3 separate regions of the Homo sapiens genome follow, and regions 2 and 3 are each linked to region 1. A link is a contact called in ENCODE Hi-C or POLR2A ChIA-PET data. All regions are on one chromosome and are shown on one strand. The core of a region is the stretch at or near the end of the contact, and the rest is flanking DNA. Distances in the headings are between cores, read along the strand shown.

Region 1 (2,953 bases), core at 358-2,857:
GCAGCCTGAGGCTTTCACAGATGACCAGTCTTCCAGGCAGTAGAACTGTGAGCCAAATAAACCTCTTTTCTTTATAAATTACCCAGCTTCAGGTATTCCTTTATATCAACAGTAAAAAGACTAAGCCTAGAAACCTAAAATATTTATGTAGCTCTTTACAGAAAAAGTTCATTTAAAAGTCATGTCTGGGCTGGGCACGGTGGCTCATGCCTGTAATCCCAGCACTTTGGGAGGCCGAGGCAGGTGGATCACCTGAGGTTAGGAGTTTGAGACTAGCCTGACCAACATGGTAAAACACCATCTCTACTAAAAATACAAAAATTAGCCGGGCCTGGTAGCGCACTCCTGTAATCCCAGCTACTCGGGAGGCTAAGGCTCAAGAATCGCTTGAGAGGCGGAGGTTGCAGTGAGCTGAGATCATGCCATTGCATCCCAGGCTAAGCAACAAGAGTGAAATTCCGTCTCAAAAAAAAAAAAAAGTCATGTCTGCTTCATTTTTTGGAAGAATAGAAATAATAAGTAAATCAAGTCTTAGGTCCAAACTTGTTTTTTCTTACATTGAAACCTGGTGATGCTACACACAAGCTCCGCTCCTGGATTTTGATGAGGGCTGCACTGTCCACATGCTTGGTTCCCAAGAGGGTGTCTAACAATAAGCTCTGCAAATGGCTCATGTTCCCTCAACTCTGAAAGGGAAAGTGCAGTTGAAGCCATTGACTCTGGCTAGCTTTTAAAAGGCATGTGAATACAAATGTCCTTAAGACACTGCAGACAGTTCTAAGATCAGCAAGTGTACTTTGAAAAGGTACAGGGTGAAAACGGTGGTCCATCATTCAGGGCCCACCAGTACCCAAAGAGGAAAACAGAATCATAGAAAAATCACAGCTCACACAGAATAGGTTATGAAGCTGAGTTTGGAAAATCACAGCCTGGTGATTTTCTGGCTATGTCAATGGTTTACATCAGGATTATCTGCGATTTAAAAACAAACATTACACACTGAGAAAAACTCTGTAAAATAAAAAATAAAAACAAAAAACAAAACCCAGCCAGGATGGAGAGCTACCCTGCTAAGTTAAACACGACTAAAAGAGATTATGCGTGGCCATAAACCCACACATTCCCTTCCCGGTGACCTGCATCAGCGCCAGCTATGAACGCTGATCAACATCCCAATGGACTAAAAACACCTTGAAGGCACTTAAACCCACATTTCCCGCACAAGTCCCCAAGCCTTGGACCCCCCTCATCAGGACCTCCGGCACAGGCGCCCGTTTCCCGCCACTGCCTTCCAGTGGTTTGGTCCCCGAGCAGGACCCAAGGCGGGGCAGGGGGTGGTGAGCGGTGAATTCCCTGGCACCGAGGACTCGAGGGAGCGGACGCCACCCCGCTCTGTGGTGCCCGCAAGGACCCGGCGACCAAGGACCCGACCGTCAACGGACGCGGTTGCGGGTGGGTGGCGGCGGCAGGATTGGCCGGGCCACGCGCCGGTCACCGAGAAGCAGCGACTCCAGCCCCTTCCGCAAACCAAGACCCGCCACCTAGAGCCGCCGCCCAATCCCCTTTGGGCCTGAAGCCGTCCTCCGCCGCCCCGGCACCGCCCGCGCGGACTCGCTGTGGAACCCGCGGCGCAGGGGGCGGAGTGCTCGCGCGGCGCTGCGTCCGGGAGACGGTGGGCGCCAACATTCGCGCGTTCCGCAGACGCGGGCGGGCTCCCTTCCAGCCGCAGTCGGACGGCTCCGGGGTCGTCGGGCCGGGCCCGAGTGTGTAGCAGGACGGCCGCGGGCCTGCTGGCCTTGGGAGGGCAGAGAGGTGCCTGTCGCGGCCGGCGACCTCCCCGCCAGGCCGGGCGGTCCCCGCGCACGACGCGCCTGCGCGGGAGGCCCCCGGCCCGGGGCTGGCGTGGAGGCCGCAGGCGCCCGGCCTAGTGGGTGGGAGGAAGGGCCGGGAGTGGGCGCGATGAGCGAGAGCGGGTGCGGACGCCTACGACATCCCCGTCGCACCCGTGCCTCGGGGAGGACTTCGAGCCGCTCAGAGCTCGAAGACTCGCGCAGTATGACCGAAAGCCCCTCCCTGCCTTCTCTAAGCAGCTCAGCCTGTGTTTCTGTGGCCAGAAAGTTGCAGTTCTTCCCACTCGAGGCCACCAAAGTCAGAAAAGTGTTGCAAATGGGACTCCGAGAGGCCAGGCTGAAGCTGCCACACTGGCTGGAATGGGCTGCCTTGGAGGGGGACGTGGGAATCCATTCCAAGGGACGGGGGATTCTTTCAAAGAGCATCTCGCCTGCTTATAAAGGAGGCTGGCTCTGAAGCCGTCATCTGGAGTCTGTAGTGAAGGCCTCTTGTTAGGGAAACTGGATGGTTAGTGTTCAAAATCCATTTTGCGTGTGTGCAAGGACACAGGTGGTATTAAACAGAAGAGAAAATCAGATGACTGTGAAATGTTCAATACTAAATAAGATGATTTTTAGTTTTTCCAGGGGCATTGTTATTTGTGACCACAATGAAAAATGTAGACAGTGATGATCTGGTAACTGGCACACTTCCCAAGCTCAAGAGCTCAAAAGAATGGTTGGAGCCCAAGCCCCTTTGTTTTATGGAGGTATATATCAAATAGTGTGGGATTTGGAGATTTTTTTACTTGGATCGTTGCAGTAGGAAGTGGCTTGTGCTAAATATATTGTTTTTTCTATTGTTTGTTTTTATTTCATTCTGTTTATTATTCCCTTCACTTTACTAACTTTGTATATTCACTTTGCTGTTTTTTTCTAACATCTTAAGGTGGAATCATAGGTCATTGATTATATACCTTTTAAAATGTAACATAGCTATAAGTTTCTCTTGAGGTACTGCCTTAGCTGCATCACCCAAATTTTGATATGATGTATTTATTTATTTATTTATATTTGAGACAGGGTCTTGCTATGTTTCCTCCTGGAATCAAGCCATCCTTCCA
Region 2 (2,915 bases), core at 147-2,646, 670 kb after region 1:
GACAAGAGGAGTCTAACCTGATTTCTTGAGACCTCTTACTAGGAAGAAAATCTAAGTGAAAAGCCAGCAGCTTCTGTTCTGCCTACACAGATTCTCAAGGCATTTTTCCTACAGGTTACCGCTTGATGTTTCACTATCCAGCAGCAATTTTTCTCTTGAAAGATAATCTATCTTTGTCAGTTACCCATGAAGGGATTACTCCACCCCTCCACCTGAGTTCTGGCTTAAAGCCGTTTTTCCTTATTATAAAAAGCCGTTTATTATTAAAGCCGTTTTTCCTTATTATAAAATATGTGCTTAAGGTAGAAAATTTTAAAAATACAGATTAAGCATTAGGAAATAACCAAAATCTCACCATGCACTACTTAATATGTAGATGTATTTCTTTAGTTTTTCCTTTCAAAGTCTGGATCATTCTGTATATATAGTTCAGTTAGCTTCGCATCATGAGCACTCTTCCCGACCACTAAATATGCTTCAAAACCATAAGGGCTCCCATGAATATCCTTGTGCAAAGCTCTTTGGGTGCATCTGATTATTTTCTTAGGCTACATCTCTAGCAGCAGGATAGAGAGTCAAAGGGTAAGGGTGAGATTTGTTTGGTCATCTGCAAACAGAACCTGACTGCTATTTTAAAAGGTGTACCGATTTACACACCTGGTGCCTGGTCTAGCTGAAGCTAGGTTCAATTTATACTAACGTTTTTAGTATTTATTTTCAAATAATTTGGCGTCCTACCCAGGTAAATACTCAGTTTGACTTCACTTTGCACTGTCCCTTCGGGCTCGGTTTTGCAGGAGGACAGCACTTTGGGGCATGGCTTTAAAAAGTCGGCCAGTGCACAGGCGGAACAGCGGGGACACAGGAGCCACCACTTTACCGCGAGCCCAGCAGGGGGCGGAGGACTGCTGTCCACTCTTCACACAGTCAGGCCCTTCCCAAGGGCGCACCTCCAGGGAAACAGCTCCAGTCTAAATGTTAACGATCACCCCAACTCCCGCCGCACCCACTCCCCGCAGCCAGGCCTTCGGACCGAAGACCACACCCACTTCCGCCCTCGATGTCTCAGCACCTCCCCCTCCGCCCGAGTGCCTCACCTCGAGGACCACTTTGCGCATGCGCCCCAGCTCTTGGAGGTAAGCGGCTGTGTGCGGGTGGTCGCGGTGAGTGTGCAAGGCCGCGGTGGCCGCGTGACAAGCCTGCGCTACCAGTGCGCCCGCCGGCCAGGAGAACGGAGCTTGTGATAGATCCTTTCGTAACACCAAGTATTGTACCAGGACCTGCGGCTCCGCCCCAGAGGCCGCCATCTTCCTGACCACCCGAAAGGCCGGACCTACTCCCCGGTGCATCTTGGGATCAGGGCGGGGCCCTGAGCGCCGCCATGCTTTTGTACGGCAGGATCGCAAAGCACGCCGGGACCGGTTGGTTTGGTTTTGAAGACGTGGATGGCGGGAATTCTCGCTTCTGGCCTGGGTGAGCTAGAAGGGAGAAGGTAGGGGAAAGACCCATTGTCGGACCGGACCGTGGCCAGGGTGGCGGGCTGAACGGCCTTCTTAAAACTCCTTCCGTGGCCGGGAAGCCCGCTGGACCAGAGTAGCCGTGGCCTCGGGAGCGCGCCGGGGCCGCGGGATGGGCGCGGGGGTGGGCATGGACTCTGCTGGCTCGGACGATGGGAGAGGGCGGGCGGCTCAGGAAAGGGGATCCTAGCCGTGACATTTGTGTCATCCGCGGCCCAGGGGTTGTGCCTGAGTGGTGTGTGCCCTGCCGTCTGGGTTTGAATGGGACTAGATGTGATGTGACTGTTGCCATTTTTCTTTTATTAGCAAGGACATTGGAGTCCCTATCACCGGTTGCCTAGACAACTTCATGGGAAGGCCCTTGGGAATCTGAGATGGAGCAGGCGAACCCTTTACGTCCAGATGGCGAGTCCAAAGGAGGTATTCAGAGGGTCGCCGCCTCCTTCCTGCTGCTGCCCAAAGATGACCCGCAGGCTGAGAGAGCCCTTTCCTCCTGGAACTGACGTGGGACCTGGCCTGTTTGGGAGCAGAATAGTGAAAGGAACTAACATTGAAGACAAAGGGACAGGCAGCCAAGATTATTCGAGGAGGAAAAATGGCTTCGTTTCTAGGCTCCCACCCCTTTTGAAACGGATAAGTTGCATCCATCATATGCTCAGTGTTTATATTCTGAACTGCGGTTCTAGCCAGGGAGGTCCCTTTCCTCTCCCCGGATTTTTTGGGCCATGTATGCATTACTCTTGAGGGAGGGCCAGTGTAGGGCAGTGACTTTAGTGTTGGCTAGAACTGGTTTTGAGTGTTGGCTCTGCCATGATAAATATTGTGACCTTAGGCAAGTCACTTTATTCTCTGCCTCTGTTTCTTCATCTGGAAAATGGAGGTGAAAATAGCACTGTAGTTGTGGTTGTGGAAAAAGTATTTCTTTTGTGGTGGAAAAGTATTGAACTCAGACTTTTCAAGTGAAGCATTTAGCACATGTCTAATATATAGGAAATATTCAATGAAAGGCTTAATTCTTTACATACTTTGTGTCTTAAAATGTAGAAGGTGTTTAAAGAATGCTTGTTAGAGTTGCTTAGAATTACGAAACTATTACTTTTACTTAGTCCTTAGTCAATCCTTTGGAAACTGAGATTTGCGTTTGAATTTCTGTCCAGGAGTAAGTTGCTTTCTTCTTTAGTGCCTAGTAATATTTGTGGACAGTTCTGGTTTTGTGTGACTTTATGTTCTTTGCTACTAATACTTTTTAGAACTTTGAAATACTTACTCAAGCCTGATGCCTAAATCCAAAGGGTTCTACGTTAGTACTTTGGGAAAGCTTGCCATAAAACCTAACTTAAATTACAGTTTTAAAAAGAATTTCTGAGCGCGTCAGTGAATTTGGTTATCCTATTTTTC
Region 3 (2,721 bases), core at 144-2,643, 850 kb after region 1:
TTAAGCGATTCTCCCGCCTCGGCCTCCCAAGTAGCTGGGATTAAAGGCGTGCACCACCATGCCTGGCTAATTTTGCATTTTTAGTAGAGACAGGATTTCACTATGCTGGTCTTGAACTCCTGACCTCAAGTGATCCGCCCGCCTCGTCCTCCCAAAGTGCTGATGTATTACAGGCCTGAGCTAGCGTGCCCAGTCCCTAGAAAAAAAAAAACACCTCGTACACAGCTGACGTTCAAAAAAATGTTGACTTTCAGTGAATACTATGCTAGCACATACACACAAAAGTAGTACGGGATCATGCTACACAGAAATAAAAAACACTAAGTAAACATTTACTGAGCATCTCCTGGGTGCCAGGCACTGGACTAGGCACTGCCTTAACAGCTCTTTCGGAGTTGATTTTGAACGCATACAACGACGGAAAGAGCACCGCAGTGGGAATGTGAAGACTTAGGTTCTAATCTTTCCTCGGTCACTGATTTGATGACCTTGGGAAGTTCTTAACCAACAGATTCCACTTGCCCAAAAGGAAAGAATTTGAGTGAAGAGGAGGCCGTCTTGGAATTCATAAGGGAAAAGGCCTCAGGTTACCTCTGGCCTTCCCTCCCCACGTACTAAAGGAGAGTTTATAGCTGATGAACCACAGATGGGGCAGAGAGAAGGGCGGTGGAACTAACAGATATGGGGACACCACCAAAAATAAAACACAACGCAAAACAAAACAGCGCGGACCCCGGCCATCCCTTGCACCTCCCCTGTGAAACACGTCAACGTCAGTTACGCTCTCTCGTGACGGGAATGCAGAATCTGGGCTGCCGGGCACCATTTCGCGAACCCCAAATTCTCACACGCACCCCATAACGTTCCGCCGGCTCCCAGGCCCGGCTGGGGGAACTAAACTTTCATCCTCCATCTCCCGGTCCCGGACGGCCCCCTAGAACGCGGGCAAGGTATCTAGGCCGACGGCCCCTCATGGGGACCCAGGCCTTCTTACTCTTTTGGGGGTACATTCAAGGCTTAGAGGCCACCCCAGACACCATCTCCGGAAGAGTGACGTCGGAGGACGAGGGGGCAACGGAAAGGTCAAAAAGGTCGGGGAGTTTCGTTCGCGGAGCCGCACCCCTCGGCTGAGACCCGGGCCTGCTCGGGGGCGGAGAGGAGGCCGGGCCCCAGGCTGTTGAGTGGCCGCCCTTCCAGCCAATGGACACGTCGCCCCGCCACGCTGGGGCCCGCCCCTCCCGGCTCGCTGTACTCACTTTCCCCACTTCGGCGTTGCCCATGGAGATGACTTTGATGCGGAGAGACCTGCCGGGCTCCTTCCGCTTCGGCATGTTGGCCTCCATGGCCCTGGCTCTCTCGGGGCCACCCGCCTCGGTCTCTTCTTGTGCACCGCTGGCCCGTCCCTCAGGCCTCCTCGTCCAATGGCGGAGCCGCTGCTCTCGTCACCGCCTCGCCTCCGCTGCTCGCCATCCCCGCCGCTGCCTGGCAGCAGGCGCGGGCGGTTGGGAGCGTGGGGAGCCGGGGGAGGGAGACGGGAGTCTCGCGATGCTAGCGCGGGGCTGCTGACGTCATCTGCAGGCCCTGGAGACGCGACTGCAGTTACCGAGTTTCTAAGGCCTCGTCCCCTGACGGGAAGGCGGCGTTGGGGGGCGGCTGGGTTTACCCTTCGAGGTGAGCGCGTCCTTGTTTTCAGGGACGCCCGGACGGGAGGCGTTTGTTGCTTTCGCAGCCGAGTGGTGGAAATGTATTGGCTCTTCAGGGCGGGTCTGGTAGTGTCTCGTCCGTTTGGGAGTGTTTTTTTTTTTTTCTGGATTCTTTTTCGGTTCCATGGGCCGGGCTGCTGCTCCTCTTCCCCCTCCAATATTTTGTTCCCCTTGCTCGAGATCCCCGAGAGGCAGACCCCAAAGCCAGGAAAGTGGGGAGGTCGGAACCCTGGTTCTGGAAGAGGGCCTTGGGCAAGGCGTGAAGCGATTCTGAATCTGGTTCCTATTGTTTTTTATTTTAAATGGAGTTGTCTATTTGGAGTCAAGGCAAGAGTGTTTAGTCTTGGCCCTCCTATTACAGATCTCTGATGGATTTGTTGACTCCTCTGTGGGAGAAAGGCTTGGTCTACTGCAGGTGTTAACGCTAAGCCAGGCTGGAGCTGTGGACGTCAGTTTCCTCAGCTCCCCGCTGTTCGCTTCGAACGTGACCTCGACGTCTGCTCTCCCCTTCCCTTTAGCTGACAATGTGACAGTGCTTGAATAAAAGTCAGTCTGACAGGAACGGTAATTTTTTTTCAGTGAATATCTTCAGTTACAGAAGATAAATAGAACTTGACAATGATTATTTATAGTGCCCTGAAAAAAAATGGCTGCCAATTTCCCTGTATATTACAAAGACAAAAGTAGCATTGCTTCTTTTCTCACCTAACTTTAAACATCTTAAGGGAAGTGCATTACAGGAAGGCAATGAGCAAAGGCTCAACATTTCACAGTAAAGTCAGATTTTCCACATTTTAATTTTAAAATGTGTTTTTTAAACATTAAGTTTTTTTTAAGACAAGTTTATTCTGGATTGTTTTGATAATCAAATAATATAACTTAATTCACTGAAGCTTCTAAAATTATTTACAAATATGAAATATAAGTCCTGGTTAGAATTTGGATAGTTTTAAAGCTTAAAAGAATCCACATGCTAACTTCTCAGTATGATTTAATAAATCAAATTACTAAACATGTA

Evidence for each region. A loop is a pair of places that touch in the nucleus more often than their neighbours do. ChIA-PET counts read pairs that join two places held with the same protein, here RNA polymerase II (POLR2A). Pooled maps may share reads with other maps.
Region 2: a loop to region 1 is called in a map of sigmoid colon, with 3 times the contacts of the local background. The contact joins the promoter of CENPO here to the promoter of FAM228B in region 1. A Hi-C loop is called at or near these places in 1 of 168 maps with a recorded cell type or tissue (sigmoid colon), 5 of 37 single-sample maps with no recorded cell type and 10 of 50 pooled maps. POLR2A ChIA-PET finds 5 or more read pairs at or near these places in 2 of 52 experiments (B cell and H1).
Region 3: a map of chondrocyte shows a loop between it and region 1 (9-fold over the local background). The contact joins the promoter of DNAJC27 here to the promoter of FAM228B in region 1. A Hi-C loop is called at or near these places in 1 of 168 maps with a recorded cell type or tissue (chondrocyte), 2 of 37 single-sample maps with no recorded cell type and 7 of 50 pooled maps.

The regions. Positions count from the first base shown.
Region 1 is chr2:24,121,862-24,124,814 of GRCh38, forward strand. FAM228B (family with sequence similarity 228 member B) reads left to right here and starts at 1,608. Exons shown (of 11, transcript NM_001145710.2): 1 at 1,608-1,672; 2 at 2,469-2,599. The coding sequence starts at 2,501. It overlaps PFN4 (profilin family member 4), which reads right to left and starts at 1,473. Exons shown (of 5, transcript NM_199346.3): 1 at 1,257-1,473; 2 at 558-686. The coding sequence starts at 674. RefSeq lists a silencer at 1,540-2,039 and an enhancer at 2,110-2,359.
Region 2 is chr2:24,792,029-24,794,943 of GRCh38, forward strand. It overlaps CENPO (centromere protein O), which reads left to right and starts at 1,397. Exons shown (of 8, transcript NM_001322101.2): 1 at 1,397-1,473; 2 at 1,824-1,937. The coding sequence starts at 1,892. It overlaps PTRHD1 (peptidyl-tRNA hydrolase domain containing 1), which reads right to left and starts at 1,363. Exons shown (of 2, transcript NM_001013663.2): 1 at 1,098-1,363. The coding sequence starts at 1,349. It overlaps LOC105369164 (a long non-coding RNA gene), which reads right to left and starts at 1,047. Exons shown (of 3, transcript XR_939843.4): 1 at 739-1,047; 2 at 356-556. RefSeq lists an enhancer at 1,024-1,453.
Region 3 is chr2:24,970,562-24,973,282 of GRCh38, forward strand. It overlaps DNAJC27 (DnaJ heat shock protein family (Hsp40) member C27), which reads right to left and starts at 1,394. Exons shown (of 7, transcript NM_016544.3): 1 at 1,257-1,394. The coding sequence starts at 1,343. It overlaps DNAJC27-AS1 (DNAJC27 antisense RNA 1), which reads left to right and starts at 1,551. Exons shown (of 3, transcript NR_034113.1): 1 at 1,551-1,671. RefSeq lists enhancers at 805-934, 888-1,406, 945-1,054, 1,315-1,424, 1,407-1,925 and 2 more and a silencer at 1,105-1,184.